Regions from separate parts of the Homo sapiens genome. Here region 1 is linked to region 2. Evidence: read pairs that join two places in POLR2A ChIA-PET (ENCODE). Cell type or tissue: PC-9. All regions are shown on one strand. Each heading gives the region's core, and the rest is flanking DNA. Links, peaks and the distances in the headings are about the cores only.

Region 1 (12,724 bases), core at 1,515-9,514, 350 kb after region 2:
CCCACAGGAAGGATGCATGCATCGATTGCTCCTGGCTTGTGAGCTTCTGAAGGCAGGAGCTATATCTCAATTCACCATTTAATCTACCCCACTCCAAAATGACACCTACTGCCAGACTTTAACAAAGTAGGCATCTAGCAAACAGTGGCTGCATTAGGAGGTAATGAGCTTGTACCTGATGAGGTTAACTAATGGTGGTGTACTGGAGAGCTCAGAGGAGCTAAGAGCTGTGGTCACGTCAGTAAGTTTAATGGGATACTCTTAACTGCATCACGAAGGTTGAATCAGAACTGAATGTGCCAGCTTGGTTCGTACAAACTCTCCCTCCTTCTTGCGTAATCTAATTAATGAGATTCTCTTCATTCAAGTGGTCATCAGAACAGGGACATTTTTCAACTCTTTCTAGCTTACTCTCCTCCCCTTCCTCAGCCAGTGATAAGCTGCATAGATTTTATCTCCTATATGGACCTTTTTGGCCTCTGTAGACTATTCTTTTTGTTAATGCTTGGGCTCAGGCCTTTATCATCTTTCACCTGGACTATTGCGATAATGTTCTAACTGACACACTTGTCTCAAGAGTCAACCTTTTGTAGGCTATGTTGTTCTTTGTTATAAAATCTATTTTCTAAAAACCCAAACCTTGTCAGTTAAATCACCTGCTTCCAAAAAACCTTCAATGGCTTTATAGTGTCTATTGGTTAACTTTCAAACTCCTTTGCAGGAAATTCAAGGCCATGCTTTGCCCTCTGTCCCCACTGCCCCACCTCATGAGACCCTTACTTTACCAACATGGTGGACACAGGTCTTCTTGGGGCCTCTACTCTTTTGCTTGTGTTCTTCTGCTTGAAATGGCCTTGCATGCTCTCTGCCTCTGATGCCTGTCTCCCAGTAGACAGCACTTCCCATCAAGGCAGGTCCGTGTCTGTTTCTCTGTGCTTTATTCCCAGTGTTAAGTACATTGTCTGGCACAAAATTGTTATCCAGTTAATATTTGTTGAATAATTAGAAGAATATAAAAAGGCTGATAAGTATGATTTGCATTGAATTAATATTCCATTGTATTTCCACTACTAGGAGGTAGTACACCTTTTAGTATACTTTGCATTGAATTGACACTCAACTGTATTTGCACTACTAGGAGGTAGTATACGTTGATTGAGAGTGCTCAATTCAGTTCAGCACCAGACATAATAGGAAACACAAAGATTGGTCAGACATCATTTCTACACTTTAGAGAGACAGTCTGAAGTAATCAGTGCTGGCAGAGAATGTGATAGCCATCAAAAGAACTGGGCAGACTATAATAGGTAAACTGAGGTAGTGGTCTCCTTACTGGATTCCTATGATTTCTGTCCCTTCCAATACAATCTGCATATGTTTACCAGATTCACCTTCTCAAGTGCTCTTTTGGACACATCCTCCCTCATCCTAAAAATCAAATGCCTTGTGATCCTTGTTAGCTACAGATAGAAGTCCAAACAACTTATTAAAGCTGTGTAGTCTTCCCAAAGGATCCCAAAGGATCTGACGGTTGTGACCTGCCCTTGTGGGATTCTGTCTTGCTCCAGGGAACATCTTGCATCCCACAAGCCTGTGTTGCTCCATTCCTGGAAGGAAGAGCCATGGCATGAGGCAGCAACACCGTCCTAGGAGCAGTAGTCATTTGTGCTGGTTCATGATACCCTTGCTTGTCTGGATCCTAGAAGGCAGGTCTCAGTGTCCTAGACTGAACTCTGTTCTCTATTTCTTGCTCTACAAGCTGCACCCCCCTCCACCGACTCAAATCATACATTCAGGGTGCTTCTGCCAGCAGGAGCCTCAGAAAAACAATTGGAGTTCTCTGTCCTGGACTTTCCCTGCCCTATAATCAGGAGCTCGTAGAATTACTTCTTAGCTTAACTTACATTGTTTTCCAAAGTCTGCTGTCTCCCTACTTTATAGCAAAGATTCTAGCAATTAGAGCTCATCAGAATCATTTTAGAAGCTTACTAAAATGCAGATTTCTGAGCCTCACCTTTGAGAATGATGAGTTCTAAATCAGTATTCTGGTTGATTCTGGTGCAAGTAGTTCACTAACAACATTTTGAGAAACATCTAGAGTGTGGTCACCAATAGTTCTTCTGCATGTATTTATTCATTCATTCATCCAACTACAAACATTGGCATTTCTTCTACAACAGAGCTTTTGTAACAAGAATTGGATATGATGGGATCAATTAATTAAGAATAATGGATTACACCTACTGTTTATTCCAAACAACTGTATTCTAAAACCACCCAGTAATCATAACTTCTTAAGGAAGAAAATGTTCAAGTTTGCCCTGCACAGCCGCTTGGAGAAGCTGTGTAGTTTATTTGGCTCATTAGTGAATGATAAGAAAATGTGAGCAACTCTGCCCTTACATGGTGATAGGAAAAGAAATGCCTTTCTTAAGCTAGATGAATGGCTTTGCTCAAAGATGTTTGGTTTCTTAAAGCTATGCTCTTATATATGTATTTTTAATTCCAGAAAGAAAAAAAACTTTGTAATTGCACATCTGAAAATTTAACCCCTAAGTCCCTATATGATTTTTGATAATTAAATATTTATCAGGAACATAAGTTTTAAAGTATAGAGAACAAATTGCATTAGCTCATTTAGCCTACTAAGTTCCAAATACTGTGATAGGGACACAATGATAGAATGACAAACAGGACTTGCTTTCTTGGCTTGAAAGCTTTTATCAGGGTTTATGATGATCACAGTTTCCCAAACCAAAAATTAGGGGCTGTAATATGATATATAGTCTTCCAAATCTGAATGTGAGATTATTCTTAAAATTCCTGAATGCACATTCCTCTTTCTGTATGAATTCACAACTTCAGCCAGACTGATCTATTCACTATCATCAACCTTGCCACGCACATTTCTGGCGCCTCTCCTTTATTCTTTGGAGTACCCTCGTTTCTCTTGTTCTACTCATCTAAACCTAACTTTAACCGAGATCCAGTTAATGTTCTACCTCCTTTGCGAAGCCAACCTAAACCATCTCAGACCACAATGAACTACAGTGCACCTTTCTCCCTTATTGTCTACCTTCTTACTTGGCATTTAACAGATGCCAAGGCATTGTTATAAATCTTTTTACGCACAGGCTACCTCCCCAGTTACACTACTAAACAATCCTTTGGAGGGTAGTCATTATACCTTATGTGTCTTTGTAGTTTGATTGAGCATAACCTCTGACCCATAATGGGTACTCCTTAGACCTAAGGTATGGATGAGAAGGTGAACATTGTATGTATTCTATATTTACCAAATATTCTTCATTGTCCATTCTGTTATGCAGATTCTGAATTCCAGTTATGTCTACAATATCTACAATTTCAATGATGAGTGTTTTCAGGTTGATAACCCCAAGCTATTGCCTAGGAGTAATGTCCACTTAAAACCAAGAGTTTCAAACTCATGCCTTCATGGGGCAGGCAAGCAATCAAGTTGGACTATGTCCGTCTAGCTCCATATTTTTCCCACAAGGGAACACCAGGAAGATCAAACCAAGAAGCCTGTCTGTGTGATGGCCCCTTCTGGCTGGTGGGCTGCCAGGTTGCAGTCTTGGCTTAGAGCCAACTGGGCTGAGCAGGTTCATGCCTCTGTAGTGTAAATTACTAGGCCTCTAGCTCCATCAACTCTCCATGGTCTTTTAACCTGTTGCTATGGCAGTTTGTTCTCTGGTTAAGGCCCTTTTGCCACCCTGATCCAAATGCAATGCTTGGCTGAAACCAAGTACAGAGATCTGTCTCTGGGTCTACCCTAACTAATTTAGGTCTATCTACATAGATCCTTATTCTCAAAGATCAATACAAGCTCACCAGGCAAAGCTTTTTGTTGCCTTCCCTCTGAATTTGACAGCCAAGGGTGCTCCAGCTAGTTCCAACTCTCCACTGCCCTTAACAGGTCCTTGACCTCATTGCCTTCACCATTTAGTCAGGTTGACTCTCTGAGTTCCAAAAAAAGAGATAAAGAAGATCTTGTGCTCTGAGATTGATCATGTATTTTGTGTCAAGTGCTTTTGTGTGTTTGGCCATTAATTTTTGTTCTGATTGCGTATGGGGAGGTGATTTTTTCTTAACTTACTTTCAATTGTAGGCACATTCTGGTCTTTCTTCTTTATGTATCCACCATCTTTCTTTTCTTCAACTTAAAACAACAATGCTATAAAGTAGAAGAAGTTGGCTATTTTGGTAAAGACAGAATGGCTTAACCAAAAACACATGAAATTTGGGGTGAGGTAGATCTAGGTTTTAATCCAGCCTCTACTAATCATTGCCTCCATGAACTTAGGCAATATTATTGTGGTTTTTCCTCTACAAAAAAGGGCATTATGTAATTACGTGCAAGCAAAACTGACTCATAGATGGTGCTCAATCCTGTTTTTTTTCCCTTCCTTATGAAGTATTTTCACTTTGAGTAAAGTAGCCACGGTATCTGCTTTCTTGCTATAGAAATTAGCACTCACTATATGGGAGACATTTGTAACCTACTCCCCTCTCCCTTCTCCTTCTTCGTCAGTCTGTGGTCTCTTAGATTCAGGAAAGAGAATATACATTGGGCAGATGTTTAGTCAGCAACTGAGCAATTACTTTCTCCCATCCCTGACTAAAGGGATCTCACTTGGCCTGCAAGCTCGGGTAGCATTCTTAGACTGTGAGCCACAATGCTTATGCAATGTTAGCTATATGAAAACTAGGCAGCCTGCTGTATCCTGTTAAATGACACTGAGTCTGAGATGGCTCCTTGGAAGACTTACTTCTACTTCCTAAATATAATAGGTAATATGATTCTACTAGCTCCATCATAGTACAGGGCAGGACCTGATTCAAGTTATGGTTTGTTGTCAGGCATTTTACCAATTATATTATGTAATCATCAGGAGAACCCTGTATGTTAGGCTATCCTTCCCATTTAACAGATGAGGCAGCTAAGGCTCAGAGAGGTTGAAGTACTTGCTTAGGGTCATTGAGTTAGTAAAGGTCAAAGATAGGATTTGAGCCAAGTTCTGACTGGACACTAGTTTGTGCTTGTATGGATTGTGTTCCATTGCCTCTAAAAAGCAAGGGATTCTGAGAGTCAGCCAGTGGGGAGGGCAGCCTGCAGGGATATAGATCTTCATTCGGCTCCACATGGAGCCACAGGTATTTGGCATCTCTCATTGCCCTATGGGGGCTTGTAAAGAGTAAATCGAAGGCTAGTTTTAACTGTGACTCCATAAAATAATAATGTCAGATCATAGCCTTTTGTCTGTTGCTGTTCCAGTGTTGACTGATAGGTTACATTTTTAAAGATTGCATCGGCAATTCATGCTTTATTACTCCTGAATTAGCGTAATGCTTCAAATCATCTTGTTGTAATTCAGAATAATTATCTATAATTAAAAATAAATTCTTGTAGGGTGAGAATATCAATTTCTATTCAAATCCCTTTATTTTGATTGTGCCTATCAGCCATTACCCAGCTCCTACCCAATAACTCTGAGCACTTGTTGTGGAGCTAACTTTGCTCTATCCAATGCTTTTGTATTTTTGGCACCATTGTGTATTCTCTTTTGAGATCAGCATTCCTCTAGGTATTTTGCCTTAGTTGATGCTCTTAAAGGTACTGGCTTTTGTTTGGTTGGTTTGAGATTCTGATGAAAGCTATGAAACACACGTTAGAACAAAAATCACACAGGCACATACAGACAGATCAAGCATGGAATTTCAGAAGAATCAAGCATCCCCTAGGACTCACGTTCTCTAAGTATGTCCCTGACCAGCAGCATTAGCAGTACTGGGAACTTGTTAGAAAAGTAAATCCTTTGGCCCAACTGAATCAGAAACTTTGGGGGTGAGGACCAGTAATCTGGGTTTTAACAAGGTCTTCAGGAGATTCTGATGCCTGGAAGTTTGAGAACCACTACACTAGGAAGAGTTAAGAACTCTGGTCTGGCAGGATGTCGCTGAACATGCTGGAATAAATATTAGCACTTCTGAGAGCAGAAAGGGTAACGGATCCATGCAAGCTCTGAACTTATTACCTTCACCAGGTGTTAACACCTGCTTCATGTTTCAGACTAAGGATCCATTTGCTCCCATGGGAGCCAAGCCCGTGGCACTATCATCTTCCATATGGAGGGGTGAAGAACCAGCTGGGGACACCCCTGGGGAAATGCTCCCAGGCTGGAAATATTAAAGAAGATAGAGGAGGTGATAGAAATAGGTGGGTTCTCTCACTGGGTACATACCCATACTTAGATGGCCCACCTGGCCTGGCCTAGGAGTCACCCTTCCCTGAGGCAGGCAAGTACTGGAGACTCTCATGCTGTATAGCAGAGTCTGAGTATGATTAGAGAAAACACAATTTGATGCTTAGAGTTTCAAGACGTCAGAGACTAGTCCCAGCTACTCGGGAGGCTGAGGCAGGAGAATCGCTGGAACTCAGGAGGTGGAGGTTGCAGTGAGATTGTGCCATTGCACTCTGGCCTGGGCGACAAGAGCAAAACTCCATCTCAAAAAAAAAAAAAAAAAAAAGAAGTCAGAGACTGACTTTTAGAGTCAGAGTCAGTCTCTAACTTTTTCCATATAAGAGGTTGTATGTCTCAGCAGATAACTGTCATTAGATTTAATCTTTTAACTATGCTTCCATGCCTAGGTTTTACAATGTGAGTAAAATCTAAGTAAAGTTACGTAGATTCCTAAAGAAGTTCTCATTTAAGACCTGAATCTCTCTTGAGTAAACATTTTCATACACACAGTTTATTGCCCTAGATACCATAATCATTTGCCCTCCATGAGGACAGAGACCTGGTCTCCTTGCTTATGGTGAGCGCTCAAAAAATTTTTGTCTAAATAAGTACATTTATTATCTCATTGAATTTTCAAAACAATGCCCAGAAATCTGACCTGAGAATTATTAGGAGGCACAATTCTTCCCCTCTCCGTATTTCTATCTTAACCATAAAGTGAAAAGATCTGACCTTTTATTTCACCCTTCACAAAAGCGGGGAATACCTGAATTTCTCTGGCAAGTTTGGGAAAAGAAACTCTTGTTTCATGCATCTGCTCAGACACAGGATATGCTGTGCTCACTGCTTGCTTATTGCAAAGGCTTCTGGGGTGAGTAGACTTGGGTTATTTCAGTTTGACTAATACTGATGCAGGTAGATTTGCCTATTTCCAGCTTGAAATATTCCGAAGTCCATTTGGTGATGGGTCTGAGCTACATTATCCAGTCCAGCTTTATCTATGCATAGATAAAGATTCTTTTCTATCTGACCTCTTTATTTCCTCGATGGCTTCAGCACTAAGGACAGGTGTTATTTAGTATCCAGATAGAGATTACAGCCTTCTGAGATGTTGCCTTTCCCTGTTATAGTTCATACCCTTGTTCCCTGAGCTGACTAGGTTTGAACAATTTGTTTTCTGCAGATCCTGGTAGAAATCTCAGAGTTCCTTTTTTCCTCTGAAACTCCTTCCCTGTTCCAGCACTAGTTGTTCTGAATGTTTCAGTCACTTCCTAATGGCATCCCCAGAGTCACTGGCTAGAGAAGACTATCTCATCCCCTAGCTGCTGGCCTCATCCAGGCTTCTAGTACGAGAGTTGCCTCAAGCTGACTGCGTCCTGTACACACCACACAATCTTCCAGCCCACTGCAATGTATTTGACCAGGGGTAGACACTGGACCCATGAGTAGAGACTCAACGGAATCAAATTTTACATGGCTTGCAGCCTGTGGGTAGTCTGGTACTAAAGCAGTGTTCAAATAAAGTCAGAAAATCATTAGGCTCAAACTGGAATTCTTTGAAGGAACTCAACTGGAGATGTAGACAAATGCCCACTAGTTAGAAGGAGAGCCCAGGAACGAAGGTGCATAAGAGAGCTGGAATCTGACAGTAACTGAGGCTTGTTAAGGAGGAACACCAGAGAGAAATCACCAAGCATCTGCTGCTGGTTGCTACCTGGATAATCAGGTTGCTAGAATTGCCATGGATCTCAAGTCTAGTCATGTTCTACCTCCAATACTTTTGGGAATCTGGATATGTCTTTTTCCTTTGCAGCCAACGAAGCCCAACAGAGACTCTCATAATCGATGATGCTTCCATTTGTCTTTCCTGAATTCCCTTTCTGCTTCTCCAGCCCCCTCAAGAAAATTCCTGCATGTTATTCCTCACACAAATAGAGCATATCTCTCCATTCCATACCAAACAATTCTGTCCATGGGTGGGTTACTCCCCACCTCACATAGGACCTTCTTGGCCTCAGGGTCTTATGTAATTGATGGGGTGGAATAGAGGAGGCAGAGTGGGGCAGATGTGGAAAACACAGCTTGGGGGCTGGTCTCCACTCTGATGTGCCTAATTTGGCTTGCAAGTATTTGTAAGAAAACATTTTTTGAACTAATTTCTAATGTTTGAAGAGGATATTTCCTCCCTAAAAGTTCAGATTTCTGGATTCTCTTAAACTTTGCACACCTGATGGCACTGGGCCTCCTTTCCCCTGAGCATAGTCGTCGTTCAGAGGTGGGTAGCAGCCAGCCAGCCTTCTTCAGTTGAGCACTTCCTTAGCGCTAGTTCCTTTCTGGCCTGCCTTGGTCATGTATGTTACCTCTCTGACATCTGCTATCATTTGACTTTGCACTCACTGATAGAGACAGAATGAGGGAGCAGATGTGGAGGAGAAATGGAAGAAGTTATTCATTAAGCCAGGGCTAGGAAGAGCGCTAAGGAAGAAGTTCTAAGGATGAGAACCCAGCAATGTCATTGAGTTTGATAAGGAGGAGATCATTGATGGCTTCCGTGAGTCCAAAAGTCAGATGGCAAGAGAGTGAAGAAGCTGATGATGGTTATGTAGGGTATAAGAGATCCACAGAACTGAGTCATGAAATGCAGAAGAGAGGTATGACAGTTTCAGAGATGTAAAATAGTGACCATTGATAATGTCTTCAGAATGAGACCCATGAAAGAAGGTTAACAAAGAAGGCCATGCTTATGATATGAAGGAAAAATAGATGTTGTCCAAAAGGGAGGTGGCATATCTATGACAAAATACATATGGTGGGATGGAGCATTCTGATTAGACGTGGGGAAGATTAGTTTTCCAGAGCTAGAGAGGGTTCATCTGTCTCCTCTGAGATTTGTAGACTCTGATGGCATTTTGTCCATGTTTTAGTTTTCCTTTTAAAATGGAGGGAACCTGAAAAGATTTGATTCACCATTGATAGCAGTAAGTTCCATTAAAAAAAGATCCCCACGATAGTTTCTTTTGCTGAATATTGTCCTGTGGCACTGTTTCCTTTTCTTGGTGCCCTTAGGAAGATCACACATGAAATTAGCACCTCAAATTTACATAAATAAATTTGATTTACTGAAAATACTATGTAATAGCCATTAAACATCATTTGTGTAGCCTGCTTGTAATCACTGCGAATTATCACTTCTGTTTATGAAATCCACGTGCCTCAACCCACAACTACTGAGACGTTACCTCCTTCAAGACCTCGAGTAGACTTGGTTCATGTTCTACTTCCTTACCTTCCTAGGATTCTTACTAAATATACCCACTTCTGTCTTCCTCAAGCTCCCAGACTGGAAATATTAGCTATTGAATAAATACATAATTATTCATCGGGGCTGAATCTTCACACATAGCCGTGACCAGCACTTGATCTTCTCATATAGCCGTGACCAGCACTTGAAGGAAGCCAGGACAATTCTTTTAGATTCTCTTCCTTGAAATGCCACCTCTTCCTTCCTCTGTGGCCTCATGCTCCTCAATTCCTGCTTTTTTGAAAGCCATAAGCCAGGCAGTAATGTTTGCCTCCTTGGCTTGATCTCTGCCTGAAGCACCCAAATGCCCCTCTGAATTTAGCAAGAGAAGAGACTTGGCTCCCTGCGCTGGTGGCTGCTATCTTGTTTCTACTCCCCAACTCTGATATTCCCCTAATCCCATCTTGCAACTTGGCTACTTTTCCCAGTATAAACACTTTTCCGTATGACAACTCCCACAACGCCCAGCTAGGGAGTTTCTCTGTTTACAGTTTGCAATGGGTTCATTATATTTACTTGATGGGGAAGGTTTCAATTACACCTCAGCCAGCTCATCCTCTTTAATTCATACTCCCACTACCTGCTCTTGTTACCTATCCTTCTAAATATTAGTCACCTATGTGAAGATAATAAAAAGATCCTTCTGGGTTATCTCCAATTGTATGTCTCTTTTCAAATAACGACTGATTGCCTGAAAAAAAAAATTAAAGTCTGAAGGCAGTGAGCGATTTGTAGAATGTGCAGCATCCACATTCATTGGAGCTGGAGAGATCTTGGAGAAAATTTAATCTAAATTCTTACTTTCCAGATGAGGCCTGGGGCAGAGAAGGGATTTACTCCAGATCATTTTATTCATTAATGGAAGATCTCCCGCCTTCCCACACAAGACTCCACACATGCACGATTCTTTTCTGGTTTTTTATTTCTGCTATGACAACACAGTCATATCTATGTAGTCCTATCTACATACAATGTAGTCGTGTGTGTGTGTGTGTGTGTGTGTGTGTATACACGTATGTACCAGGAGAATGGTTCCCAAACCTGTCTGAATCATCAGAATCATCTGAGATTCTTTTTAAAAAGACAGTAGCGAGAGTTTCTATCATATGTCCTGAAACAGTCTCTGAGGCTGGGCCCAGGAGTCCAAGGTCTGGCCTTGGGGTTGCTGCTTGATAAAGTTCCCTTGCCCTCCCAGCCTCTTTTTCCCCTCCCATAAGGCACTGCATTTTTCAAGATTGGCCGCAGATTTCATAACATCATTATCAATGTGAAAGGGACCCTTGGTGGGTTTCCTATGTTGTCATGGAAGAGCCCAGCATCCACAACAAGAGAGGCGTGCATGAGGCAGCCTGCGGCCCCAAAGGCAAGGCCCTGTAACTTTAAGCAGAGCTTAGCAAGCCTAGTAACTGGCTTTGTTTGTGTGTCTACGTGGAGGAGGAGACCAGCTTGTGAGCAGTACCTGGAGCCCGTGGGCGTACTCTGGGGAAGCTGCTGCATGAGTCAGGCCTGCAGAGGGTTGGGGACTGGAGTCCTTGACGCACTCAGCAATGATTCAGGGGCACAGCCGAGACCTCGGCATGCCAGGTTAAGCGGGTAAGCCACTCTCCCTGCCAGAGTGGGCCCTGGATGCATGGTAGGGAGCCATCTTAACTTGAACAGCTGTGTAATCACCAGTACCAGTAAAAGAGAGGGGACATGAGACAGTTTTCTCCTGGAACCTCCCCTGGAGTGTGAACACAAGGGAGTGGAATTGTGGGGTCAAATGGTCCAGGAGACCTGCTCCCAGTGAATAAACAAATTCACTAAGGCGTTAGCTCTAGAAAGATTTTATAACTTAGCTGGGTGTATTTGAGGGTGTTATCCATCAGCCAGATACAAGAGGTGGGGAATCTAAATACCTGCATGTGTTTTGGGGGTTGAATAAGTCCCCTCTGTTGTCGATGACTTGGGACAGTCCTAGGTGAAAGAGGTGAGGTTGATCAGTGACATTCAGGCTGCTTCTAGCCCCGCTATGCACTATGTACATATCCGAACTGAGTTCAGGTACTCTTTCTTCTTGATCCCTCTGAGGGTGAAATATTGGTCTCTTTGACCCTACAGTTGCCCAAAGTGGGGCAGTGCTCATAAATATTCACTCTCTTCTGATTTTATGGCTGATTGTACCCAAAACCTTGCTGTCTGGCAGGACAACTAGAGGCTGAGGCATAAGAGAAGAAACAGTGTGTCACTCTGATTTTTTCTGGCATCATTTTTACTCAGAGTTGGAAAGTGCCTCTCCTGCCACACACCTGTGAATCATTTAGAAACCAGGACTCACAGAACAGAGGGCGGACTTCATGCATAACCAAAAAGTTTCCTGGAGGCCGATAAGCTGATACAGCCAGAACAATTGTCTCTTTCCAGGTAGACAAAGGAGTGCAAGGCATATGACCTTTACGTATTTTTGTTTGTTTCTTTTTACCTTGGATCCTTTAGCCATTCTTGTTGGAGAGCCAGTTCTGGGAGAGGGAGTTTTTGACTAAGCAGCCAGTCCATGTTGAAACAAGCATTGTGGGGCAAGTGAGCTGAGCCCCATGGTGGAATGACAGCTACAAGTTAGTGGCATGGCCCCTTGGCAGTGCTGCCTGTCAGTTTCTCCACCACCCAGGCACAGGTGGGAGCAGCAGGTGTGGGCTCATTGAGTTACAAGGAAGCATGACCCATGATAACCAGGTCACATAATAAGGGCTGGTTTATTGCAAGAAGCAAGGGGTAATGAAGAAGGAAGTTCTCTCATAAGAAACTGCTGTGTGGTTAGTCCACACAGAGACTAGAGCTGGAGGCAGTGAGGCTCTAGGGACCTTGGCACTTGGGGGCGGTGAATCCCATGCTCTGCCATTAAAGTGGCTTGGCCAACCCTGGCTCTGGTTATTCTTGATGTATGTGCTTTAGCTTCTCCTCTCACCACCATGACTTAACACAACTTCTCTACACTTAATCTTCTGCTCAATGGTAGTTTCCACTTTCTCACAATTTTGGCTTACTCTACACTTCAGCTAACTCAAGGCTACTCGTGCACTCTTTCAACCTCAGCCCCTGATAGCAGCTTGAGTCTCTGTGTATTTTCCAATTCAAAGTCCTGTGAGTGAGAATATGATTGGTCCAGTGAATTCCTGGTAGT
Region 2 (12,724 bases), core at 1,465-9,464:
AGAACAAGGACTCAATATCTCAGCTTTTTGTCTCTAAACCCTGTGATCATCCTCCCGCTCCACCCAGCCGTATCCACGGAGACTTAGGAGCTGATGAGGTGAGGAAGAGACTTTTGGGTCCTTCTGTGGCACTGACACTTGGAAGTTCTCTCTTTCTCACCTGACACCTGTGGGGGCTGCCATCAACCTGGGCCTCAGAGACACCTCTGCTTCTCATCCCTCCATACAGGCAACTTTATTCCTGAGCAAGATACGCTGATTCTTCTACCAGAATGCTTAAGTCTGCGGGAAGTGGAGACTTAAAATTTTCTTCTCTCCTTCCCTCCCTCCCTCTCTCCCTCCCTCCCTCTCTCCCTTTCTTTTTTCCTACTTTTCTTTTTTGTCTTGCTGTTGTATCATTTTTAGTTGCCGTGGCATGTTGTGAACTACACTTGTCCAGACATCTAACCACCTACAAGGCAATGAAGAGACCCTTTACTCCCACGTCAGTAGCTACCGCAGCTGCGAAGCGAATCCTGAAAATGACCCTAGGATCGTGCCCTGCCAGTGAACTGTGCCTTCTGCCATGGACTCCTCCATGGGAGTGAGCTCGTGTTGCACTAGCTCTGCCCCTCTGTGCACAAGGTCCTCTGCCCACGGAAGGATTAAATTGTCTTACATCACCCTCTACTGAATAGCTTTCAGGCAATGAGGGGGTCCTGTTTGGTTCTTGCACCAGAGTTTGTTCAGCGTGCGTGTACATTTTCTTTTCAGGCTGCATCAGTGATTTGGACACCCCTTAAGGACAAAGAGCGTGGTTGGGAGAAGAGCGCTTTCCACCCCTCTCCTTCAGGACCATCCTGGATGCAGCTGCAACTCTGCTCTTGGCTGTCCTATGGCTGGCAATAGCTTTCTTGCTCTCTGGCAGGCAAAAAGCAGGGTGTGTGTGTGTGTGTGTGCATGCGTGCACGTGCTCATGTGTGCATGCACTGGAAAGCTAAGGCTGAGGCATCGAATGACAAGATCCCTGAAGTAAAAGGCTCCACAGCTGCTTACCCAACCCCTAATTTGCTGGGGCTGGGCTCCTTCTAATGGGCTGCCAGACCCTGGTAGGCACAAGGAGACTGGCTGTATATGTCTCGTGTCCCCTGGGCGACTGTCCCAGTGAGCAAGGACACCACCAACCTTCTTCCCCCCTACACCCTCCATAGGACAGTGAGATCCTGCATTGGATTATGCATGAGGTGTATACACTCTGCTTGTACGTATGTATGGAAGAAAGGATTTTGGCTTGAAACATTTTTTTTATTGGCAGAGACAGCACTTCTCTTAAAGGAAATGGCGGAATTTGCCAAACTAAGCCTCCAGAAGAAAATATAACGGAGAGTGTAAAAGAAATCCATGTTCAAACATTGGCAAGTGTGAAACATTCAAGATTTTTGTGTGAACATCACATTGTGGGAGCAAAATTAAATTAAGCTGGTCTCTGGCAAGCATTGGAATGAAAGCAGAACTGGAGCAAGCGGATGGTGCTTGGGCATTTTTTGCAAGAAGCCAAACAGAGCATAATCAGATGACAACCAGGGATCCCAAGGGCTGGGTTCTTTTCTTCATCTCATTAACACACAAGAACTTAACTGCTTTGGGTCCGGAGGGTCCCAAGGAAGTGCCAAAAGAACCTGAACTTTCTTCACCTCCACAACTCAATGACAGGCAGAGAAGGAATGAATTTCATTCAAAAAATATTTATTGAGCATCCTCAGAATATTTATTGTGCAAACTACTGTTCCAGGCACCAAAGGAGGGGATGGTCCCAGCTCCTTTATGGAGTCTGCAGTCCACAGACTTGAACTCAACTAACTAGAAGGAAAGGCAGCTCAGAGCAAGTGCCCTGCTGGAGATTGAAGCAAAGTGCCAGAGAACGTGGGGGTAAATTCTGATAGAGCTCTCTGTAAGTGGGGAAGGAGAGGGTGGGGCAATATGCCTCTCTTAGAAGAGAAGCAGGCATTTGAATGGAGATATTGAAGTAAGTGGAATTTGGGGAGGGGTGGGAGGAGAGGGATGGAACTGAATGCCAGAAGGAGTCAAACAGCAAACCAGAGACCTCACACACGCCCTGCTCCCTTCCAGGGTTCTCTTCGGTGGCCTAGTGGGGAAAGAGTACGGTCTTGCTGGTGTGCCTGAGGGGCCTGAACACCACTGGGAGGGCTGCAGCCCGGGCTTCTGTAGGGGAAGCCCTGTTCCTGCCCACTGACGACTCAGCCCATGCTCTGCTGTCTTCTGTGGCTTGGCATTCACACTGGCCTTGTGGATATGGTAGAATGGCACGTCCCAGAGTTGGGCAGTGCTGATCCGTACTCTGTTGGGTACCTGTCAACCTATGGTTGTCCTATTACACAGTGGCAGTGCTTGGAGCAGGCAGGGGCCAGTCCTTCCATCCCTCTTCCTTCTATAAAGACATAAGAGTTATCGTCACAGTGACACATAGTCAAATTTGAGAAGCAAGACTAGACTCCATTTCTCCCTTTGGTGGTTGACAGGAGGTGGTTTTTGCTCAGAGATTTTTAGCTGCATCCTCTGGCCCAGGGCTGTCTCCTCCCTACCATTTCTATAGTCCACAGAGAGTACTCTCCCTTGGAGCCTCAGGCTGCAGCTGTTCAGCACTCAGATGGGGACTTGAGCATTCCAATGGGGATTGCTGTTGCTGGGTAGTGATGTTAAGGACCAGCTGAGGATGATTTGCCCAGAGCAGTTGCTGCTGCCCACAATGGCTCCCCACTGGGTACCAGCTGTTCTCATTACTGGTGGCACACCTGAGTACCCCTGGGCACCTGCCAGTGCTTCCACATTCTGGCCAGGTGCTCCAGGACTGTGCACAGCATTCTCATTGCCAGTGTTGTGATTGCTGTTTGCCCAAAGTCATGAGCTCCGTAAACGTTGCCTGAGAAGGCTGAAGTTCTTCTGGGCATTTGCCTGATTAGTTCGTGGTGGGAGTATCTTACCTGGCAACCTAAAGCTTCCAGAGCAGTTTTTCTTAGAATGTAAAATTGCTTAATGAATGCTAGGATTTTAGTTGAGAAATATTTTGAATCCACTGGATCTCTCTGGGATGAATTGACATCTCTTTAACATTGACGAGGTTATTGATTAGCTTTCTCACTTTTTTTTTTTTTTCCCCCGAGATGGAATCTTGCTCTATTGCCCAGGCTGGAGTGCAGTGGTGTGATCTTGGCTCACTGCAGCCTTTTCCTCCTGGGTTCAAGTGATTCTCCTGCCTCAGCCTCCCAAGTAGCTGGGATTTCAAGCATGCACCACCACGCCTGGCTAATTTGTATTCTTAGTAGAGACGGGGTTTGACCATGTTGGCCAGGCTGGTCTGGAACTCTTGACCTCGTGATCCACCTGCCTTGGCCTCCCAAAGTGCTGGGATTATAGGTGTGAGCTATCGCACCTGGCCTGATTAGCTTTCTCTTTACATTCTTCTGTTAAATATATTTTTTCTACATGTCCTACACAGTTCCCCTTAAGTAAAACCTAGGTATTTTGTGTATTGTTGTTACTGTGAATTATATAATTTTTTTCAGTGTTTTCCAATTCTGTGTGTATGTATATATGTATAATAATACACAAAAATATAAAAGCTATTGTAGTTTTAGTTTTTTAAGTTTCTGTTTATGTATGTGTGTTTATACCTGTTTTTTTGTTTTGTTTTGTTTTGAGATGGAGTCTCGCTCTGTTGCCAGGCTAGAGTGCAGTGGTGCACTCTCGGCTCACTGCAACCTCATGCAATTCTTCTGCCTCAGCCTCCCGAGTAGCTGGGACTACAGGTGCCTGCCACCACACCCAGCTAATTTTTGTATTTTTAGTAGAGATGGGGTTTCACCATGTTGGCCAGGATGGTCTCGATCTCTTGACCCCATGATCTGCCTGTCTCAGGCTCCCAAAGTGCTGGGGTTACAGGTGTGCACCACTGCGCCTGGCTGTCTGTTTTGTTTTTACACAGGCAATTATATATTGGGATGAAATGTTATCTCTTTCCACTTACATGCATCTGTTTTGTTTGTTTGATATTGTATTGGCTAGAATACACAGACATATATGAATACATATAATATGAATACTAAATCTGGCCATTAGAACTGGTGTCTTTATTTGCTCCTTACTTATTTGTCTGTTGATAATGATAGGGACACCCATAACACTTTACTGTTAATTAAAATTTTCATCGTTGATCTAAGAAATAGTATTTGGAATGTTAATCTCCAACCTAACAAAAAGAATGCAAAATTAGAAACTGCAGCTCAATTTCACTTATAATAGGATATTAAAAATCTATGCTAAATAATAACTCTAGTGTAACAATGCAGCAAAATAATAAATGACCAAATATGCCTTATTTGTGAATGTACAGATAATTAAATATTAATAAATCAATTTATATAACACATCACCTCAAGGGCATAGGAAAAAAATGATAAGTATTTCAATATAAAACATTTAAGAACCATTCCTAAATTTAATAAAAAAGCAAGTATTTAGCAAACTACATAACAACATTATTCCACCAAAAAATGGATTTTCAAGAAAAATAAGAATTGGAAACTAATCCTATGAACTTCATTGAAAGACAGTTCTTTTATATTTAAATAATGGTGGAGACAGCAACATTACAGTTTCCCCTTTCTTTTTATTGATTAGTTTTAGCATTATTAAATAGCAACTAATTAAACTGAATAATTAAGAAATCAGACGTGAGATAAGAACTCAAATGTTATTCATATTTTAAAAAACTGAACATCTTTGTTGAACAAGTCTGGTATTTCTGACAAAATGGGATTTTATATCCTTTGAGAGACTTAAGGTCTCTCAAGTTGCTAAGTTTTCAACCAGGCCACTGGTTCCTTGATGAAAACCATAAAACCATTGGCAGATTTCTAAGGGAAGACCTTATCTTCAGGTTTCTGAAATAGAGTTAACATTCTCTAGTCTCTGAAAGACAGAGTTAGTATTTGTAATATTGGCTTTTTTATTTAATGAGAAAAAGAAGGGAAACAAACATTAGATAGGTTAGCTTTCTATTTCACCTACCATTTTTCTCAGAGGGAGCTGCCAGTCATGGTATTCGATATTGTTACCAAGAAAATCTTTGTGTGTGTCAAGCAGCATCCCTGTTTTCAGTGAGAGGTGACCAGATAAACTGGAAAGTATTTTATCTGTCTTTGTGACACAGATTATGTGGTTGTCGTTTTTCACCAACTTTCTTACTAGATCTTGAAAATGGTCTTGGTCCAGGCATGATAGCTCATGCCTGTAATCCCAGCAGTTGGGAGGCCAAGGAGGGTGGATCGCTTGAACCCAGGAGTTTGAGAACAGCCTGGGCAACCTGGTGGAACCCCGTCTCTACAAAAAATATAAAAATTAGCTGGGAGTGGTGGTATGCCCCTGTGGTCCCAGCTACTTGGGAGGCTGAGAAGGGAGGATCTTTTGAGGCCAGGGGGCGGAGGTTGCAGAGAGCTGTGATCACGCCACTGCATTCCAGCCTGGGTGACAGAGCAAGACCTTGTCTCAAAAAAAGAAAGAACATGGTCATGCTGGAGCCAGCATTGGAAGAGATAAACCGCAAACCTGTCGGCTTCCCACATCAGTCTAATTGAGTTGTCTGACAGGAGCTGCCTGGAGGCAACTGAGAGGTAAAGACTATGTCTTCCTGTGCCAAAAACAATGGGGTGTTTAAAATATCCCCCAGGGCATTTTCTGCTCTGTTTTATTTGCCTGGTTAAGAATTCTGCTCCAAGAGAAACAGATTTGACGAAGATCCATGAAGTGAAATTCAACCCTATGTTTCATTTCCTACTTTAACACAAGAAGCTTGGCTTTTGCTTAGTGGGAAAAATTATTCTACATTCAGATGATACTGAGAGATTTCATATGTGTATCTATTTGCCTTCCCCCACCGTGGTGAAGCCAGTGGTTCCAAACACTTGAATCATCAATGGAAGGCCTTGTTAAAACACAGATTGCTGCTCCTCCCCCTGGGTTTCTAGGGTGGGGCCTGAGAATGTATATTTCTAGCAAGTTTCCAGGCAATGCTGGCACACCTAGGCCAAGGGATCCTACCTTGACAACCACTGCTCTAAGCAAACTTGCGAGTTCAGTGAAAATGCTTATAAAAGTTCTTAAATATCTTAGTTGTCTCATAACACAGTTTCTCAGGCATGTGAAAACTGGATCTGAAATGTACAGTTGGAAGCCCAGAATAACATAGGCTGATGGGGCAATCATAGGCAAGTTCCAAATTAAACAGGCTGATCAGTTTCACAGAACACACACCTGAACGACTCCAGTGAATACAGGGTTGGAGGCACCTCAGCTGTGAGGTAGGCTGTGTCATGACTGAAAGCTTGTGTGACATAGGAGTGTGTCTTGCCTTCCAAATGTGGGCTTCACTGCAGCACCTCTGGGGGAGGACATTGTCATGGCTCTAGGAGCTTATGGAAGGGCAACAGCACTGCCGTCCTCAGGCTGAATCACCCATGGCATTAGCTTTGTAGCATGCCTGAGAAGGACCTGGAAGTTATTTCTCAAGCAACTGAAACACACAAACACACATGCTTTTAAAATGCCCATTTTCTTGGAGCTGCCTCTTGTGCCACTTCTTATGGGACTGGAGGAAATGGCTTTGTCTCTACTACTCAGGGTCATGGTATAAAGAAGCTCATTTTCTTTGCCAGCGCTAAGCCTGGCTGAAGAGGCGAAGACCCTTCTCTCCAGCCTGTGCTCAGGAACAGACGGTAGCCTCCGTTACGCAAAGACGGAACTTCAGCAGATTTGTTATGGAACCCAGCACCAGGCTAGAACTTCTGCTGGTCAGTCTTCAGTGCAGGGGTCATACCACAGGGAACAGCACTCAACTTCCTCCTTCAAACTGTGTCCTGAACGACAGGACCTTCAAGCCTCAGGATATACATGGGAGGAAATAAAACTTCTTGATTCCTCCTGTGGCTGGGGGAACCATAGAGAGATCAGTCCCTTGCAACTGTCCCTGGGGACACTTACTGAGCTCCTGGACTGCCAAGTGCTGCTGGCTCCCCATCTGAATACTGGAACCAAATTCAAGCTGGTTTGTCTTTTACTGAGAAGCCTTTGAATTCTTTGAATATGTTCTGACTGGTGTCTAGCCAGTGGGAGATGTGATTACAGAAATTGATGGGCCTGTGGCACAGACTGCTTTCTGAAAACACAGGGTTGTGTATTTTGAAAGTGATTCCATAAATGCTTATTTCACCTGACTCCAGTTTTCTGTATGTGAAAGCAGTGGCTAATGTGTCAAATGAGGACAACCAAGCCATCAAGGTCTTTCCTCTGGAAGGTCACAGAAGAATTTAGGACTAAGAAAATGCAAGCATGTGAGACAATAGGGTTATTATTGTAAGATAGTCTCCTTTACATTTTCTTAAAAATTTTTTTGGTCAGGAATAGAGGGAGGGAGATAAAAGTAAGGTAAGAATTTACACTAAATTCAGAATCTGTGGTTACATCTACCTCTATCCTTCTTTCCTTGAACATCCAATTTTATCTAGCAGGTTAAAGCTAGGCATTTTAGACTTGAATATCATTCTTATAATTCTGAGAAAGAGCAACTTTAAAAAATTTATAAAAGAACAGCAAGTATGGATGTATAGAGCTATACCTTGTACTCTGTTAAAATACCAATCTTTGGTCAAGACTTTTTGGTGTATTGTTTCTTCCATTTTATTATTTAGCAATTGCTATTTTATTCTTGACTTAACGGTTTTATTGTTTATGTTTCTATTATTGTAAAATTCCTTTCATTTACTCAGTAATAAACAAATCCAAGGCAATGTAAATGATGTTTTCAACTATCTCCTTTTATCTATAATCTGCCTTCAATAGTGATGATGTGGTGTATTCCAGCTCTGTGGGTATTAAGATGGTTTTGTGTTCATTATTTTTGCTTGTGATGAGCAATATGATGGAAACCTAGAGAGAAAATTGACCCCCAAATAAAAACCTCTTTCAATATGGTAGTTTGGTGCTTATCTATGAGGTTAATTTTATTTCCATATCACAACTATTTTCAAGAAGGCCACTGGGAAGGATTTAATTATTTCGATGTAACTTATGAATCCCATGGGTGTGCGATGTCCGTGATGATGATGGAGTGCTGCATCATTTCCATAGTCTGGAGTGAATTAGGATGTGCTAATCAACCTTCCAGGTCATTCAAGAATGAGGTTGGAAGAGATCATTCTCCTGTTTGCAAATGAGAAACAAGTATAGGTGTGAAGAGACCTGTCCACAGCCATTCAACAAATGAAAAGTCCAATCGAAGATGGGACCTGATTTCTTACACCCCAGGTATCTGCTCATCATCTTGGGTAAGACCACAGGGACCACCAAGACACCCAGAAGAGACACTTGATTGTTTCCTGGATGTTCCAGTTTTGGGGCCCATAGATATATGCCATTTACTTTACATGCTTTCTAAGACTGGTTGGTGACATCATTCTTGCTTGATCTGCATGGGAGCCACTTGCAGGTGGGCAAGTTGGGCCAGAGATGTGGTGGTGATTATGTCAGAACAGGCAATCTCTGCTTTGCAATGGTGTCAGTCAGGCTTGCGTAGCTCATGGGACCAGCTCGCAATCATGCTTCTCCACCCAGTGATGACTACTTCTCAGTGGAACAGGTAAAGATGGCACCCCAGAGAGACAATTGTGTCATCTTCTAGAACTAGGTTATACTATTTTTTAAATATAAGAAAATCTTCGTAAATACGCAATCTCATTTTCATGGATTTAAAAACAAAAATGTACACCTTAGTGGTGAGGAATAGTCTAGCTGGCTGAACTAAAAATCAGAAGCTGGTGAGGCCTCTTCCACTATGAAGATGAAACCTCCAGACTCCTAAATAGGAGTCCTTTGCCATGACGATGGCCTAGATCGGTTGTCTCATCTCTTCTTTGGCTGTGTCCATTTCCCATTGTCAACAACGTCCACCCCAGCAGCCCATCTCACCAAGAAATTAGCATATTGCAATGAGAAGAATGTGGGGTCACAAACTACATAGATATAGGAAATTGGTGGGTCTGCAGGCAGAGGTCATGAACTTGTGACCTGTGGGCCACATGGCAGTATTTTAAAGGCAGTCACCAGGTACGCAACGTGTTTGCTCACAATGCAAGCACTTTTCACCTGCTTCCCTCCTCTGGCCCCTATTTCAGTCCTCTGTGTTCTCTGACTAGTTCCTACAGAATATTTGGGATCCCTGGTAGATTCATGGTGTCCAAAGCCAGCCTTCTTTAGAAGTTACTTTTCTTAGTTTCATCTCATTTCTGCTACTGTTGAGTCACAGCTCTATGTTTTTTATTTTTGTTGGAAAAGTCCCCTTTGTTTCCACGTATAGCAGTTGAATCCAGGCCATTCTAGCTTCTCAACTCCAAGACAATGGGCTGCACTGCTGTTTTTAGACTGTGGCCCAGTGGTATTCTAGAACTTTACCTCTTTACGGCATGGTTCCCCCTAGCTTCCATATTCATTCCTTGCTCCTCACCACCCCTTCCACTCCAGGCCTGGGTCATTTGTCTTTTGTCCCCCATGTCCAACTTGTTCCTAAATAATCTGTGACCCATTCAAATTAAAATTGGTAAAGCCTTCTCACTGCCATAAGCTTTATGTAAGATGAGTCTTGCCTATAACTACAAAGGATGTCTATTCCATATATACAACTGAAAGGTTCATATTCAACAGATATTACCTACTATAGAAGAGGCATCTAATAGGTGCTATCTCATATCTTCCTCCTTATGGCAATGGTGTGAGGTAGGGATCTTTATTGCCCAATGAAGGAAATAGATTCAGAGTGTTTTGGAAAGTTTGTGAGTTCACACAGCTGGTGAGTGGATGAGCAGTGGCCGGATTCACAAAGAGTCCCCTGATCCTAAGGCCAAAGCACTTTCTTAGCACAAGATCAAGGATCTGAGTGAAGGGGACACAGGCAACACCTCTTCCCCAGCTCCAACCTGAGGCAACTCTGTAGGGGTACCTGTGCCTAGGCAGGCCCTGTGAAGATAGGGATAAGGTGGGCAGCAGTTCCATTTAGTCCAGGCTGTAAATGGCAAGAGGCATCACTTTAGCCACTGTTCAGAAGCTAATCTAGGTAGAAACAGCAGGAGGCATCCTCACAAATATTCAATCTGCTCCCAAATCAATCTGCCCCTGAGAGCCTTGTCTCATCTGGAGGTGGGAGGAGAGAGATTCATGTGGTAGGAAGATGGCATGGGGAGCTAAAACTGCTGAGGCTTTCCTGAGGCTCTCTTGGGGTTCATGAGTTTGGGCCTTGGGCACTGGGGAGGAAGGGACAGTTAGGGAGTTTATTCCTCAGGGAGGATCTAGTCACATTTTGGCTGCATTGTCCTCCTTCTCAGGAGGCTGCACACAGAAAGGCAAAAGAAGGAAGAGGTTAGGTGTGAGGTGGTGGTGATGCTGAAATTGATTTCAGACGCTACAGGATGTAACCACACTTTTCTAGTTATAATTGCATGGGACAATTTTGGTAGTTTTCTGTGCTTATCAATGGCTAGGACTTCAGATTATTTTGAATTCCTTCAGAATCTTATAGAGTTCCAGACACTCACATATTCTTAATAAGTGTATATGGAATAAACAATTAAGAAATGAATAACGAGATGTCCCATTTCTAATTTTTAAATTTCTTTACTTTGTGCTCCTATCCAACAAATGTGTATTCAGCTTCTGCTGCAATTCATAGCTATGATCAAGACACACAAGAACCTTGCTCCCATGGAGCTTACATTGTAGGGGTGCAGAGAAAGATGTTAAATCTACAAACAACTAGATGAGAGAGTGAGACATGCCATCAAGAAAATAAATCAGGCAGTGGAATAGAGTGAAGGAGGTGGAGAGGCTGTTGTTTAGCTTGGGTGGTCAGGAAGGGTGTGAAGGGGCATGGAGGAACTAAGGTTTGGTTGGAAAGAAGGAACCAGCCTTGCATGGATTGGGAGAAACCTCAAATAACGAGGCAGACTGTTCCAGGAATCTATGTGGACTGAATGTACTGACATCACCTCTATTCATTTGCTAGGGCTGCAGTAACAAAGTACAGTCGACCCCCCTTATCCATGGCTTTGCTTTCTTCAGTTTCAGCTACCCATGGTCAACTGTGGTCTGAAAATATTAATAGGGAAATTCCAGAAATAAACAATAAGTTTTAAATCATGTGCTACTCTCAGTAGCATGATGAAATAAATATCTTGCTGTCTCACCCCATCCAGCCTGGGACCGAATCCTCCCTTTGTCTTGTGAATCCAAGCTGTAGGCACTACCTGCCTGTGAGACGCTTAGAGGCTGGCTCTGTTATCAGATAGCCTGGCAGTATCACAGTGCTTGTGTTCAAGTCACCCTTATTTTACTTAATAATGGCCCTGATCTGCCAAAGGGAAGCCGTAAGGTGATTCCTTTAAGTGAAAAGGTGAAAGTTCTTGACTTAATAAGGAAAGAAACAAATAGTATGCTGAGGTTGCTAAGATCTATGGTAAGAACCAATCTTCTATTTGTGAAACGATAAAGATGGAAAAAGAAATTCAAGCTAGTTTTCGTGTCTCCCCTTGAACTGCAAAAATTACAGCCACAGTGCACGATAACTTTTATTACAGTATATTGTTCTATTTTATTGATATTGTTGTTAATCTCTTACTGCATGTAATTAATAAACTAAACTTTATAGATATGTATGTACAGGAAAAACATAGTATCTATAGGGTGTGGTACTAGCTGCAGTTTTAGGTATCCACTGGAGTTCTTGGAATGTATCCCTCTGGAAATTGATTGTTCCACAGTTCTGGAGGCTGGAAGTCCAGGATGAAGGTGTCGGCAGGGTTCCTTCCTTCCTTTCTTCTTTCCTTCCTTCCTTCCTTACTTCTTCCCTCCCTCGCTCCCTTACTTCTTCCCTCCCTCCCTCCCTTCTTTCTCCCTTTTTCTTTCTTTCTTTTTCTTTCTTTCTTTCTTTCTTTCTCTTTCTTTCTTTCTTTCCTTTCTTTCTTCCTTTCTTTCTTTCTCTCTTTCTTTTCTTTCTTTCTCTCTCTTTTTCTTTCTCTCTTTCTCCTTTCTTTCTTTCTTTCTTTCTTTCTTTCTTTCTTTCTTTCTTTCTTTCTTTCTTTCTGTCTTCTTCTTCTTTCTCTTTCTTGACGGAGTCTCACTTCATCAAGTCACTCTGTCACTCAGTTGCCCAGGCTGGAGGGCAGTGGCATGATTTTGGCTCCCTGCAACCTCTTTCTCCTGGGTTCAACTGATTCTCCTGCCTCAGCCTCCCAAGTAGCTGGGATTACAGGTATGCACCACCACACCTGACTAATTTTTGTATTTTTAGTAGAGACGGGGTTCCACCATGTGGGCCAGGCTGCTCTTGAACTCCTGACCTCAAGTGCTTCACCCACCTCAGCCTCCCAAAGTGCTAGGATTACAGGCATGAGCCACCACACCCTGCCAGGGTTGGTTTCTTCTAAGGGCTGTGAGGAAGAATCGGTTCCATGCCTCTTTCCCAGCTCCTGGGGATTTGCTGCAATTTTTGGCATTTCTTGGCTTGTAGATCTCTGCCCTCATCTTCACAGGATGTTCTCCCTGTGTTTCCAAATTTCCCTTTTTTATAAGGACACTGGTCATATTGGACTAGGTCCTACCCTAATGATTTCCTCTGTAAAGATCT

The links. Peaks named below come from ENCODE experiments on the same cell type or tissue, not always from the same donor. Only the 100,000 strongest peaks of a DNase experiment are listed, where the experiment ranks them.
Region 1: POLR2A ChIA-PET joins it to region 2 with 5 read pairs; 2 of 35 experiments call an interaction of 5 or more read pairs at or near these places.

Annotation. Positions count from the first base shown.
Region 1 is chr13:40,101,401-40,114,124 of GRCh38, reverse strand. The region is part of intron 3 of LOC124903162; the gene reads left to right. Among named protein-coding and RNA genes, the nearest start is that of LINC00332, 74 kb to the left of the region's middle. In PC-9, for the core only: no CTCF peak of the experiment used is centred there; DNase peaks (open chromatin) are centred at 4,394 and 4,694; H3K4me3 peaks cover 561 bases; H3K27ac peaks cover 1,710 bases.
Region 2 is chr13:40,446,698-40,459,421 of GRCh38, reverse strand. LINC00598 (long intergenic non-protein coding RNA 598) reads left to right here. Exons shown (of 7, transcript NR_024507.3): 6 at 8,219-8,358. Among named protein-coding and RNA genes, the nearest start is that of LINC00598, 28 kb to the left of the region's middle. In PC-9, for the core only: no CTCF peak of the experiment used is centred there; DNase peaks (open chromatin) are centred at 5,671, 5,891 and 6,351; H3K4me3 peaks cover 303 bases; H3K27ac peaks cover 2,552 bases.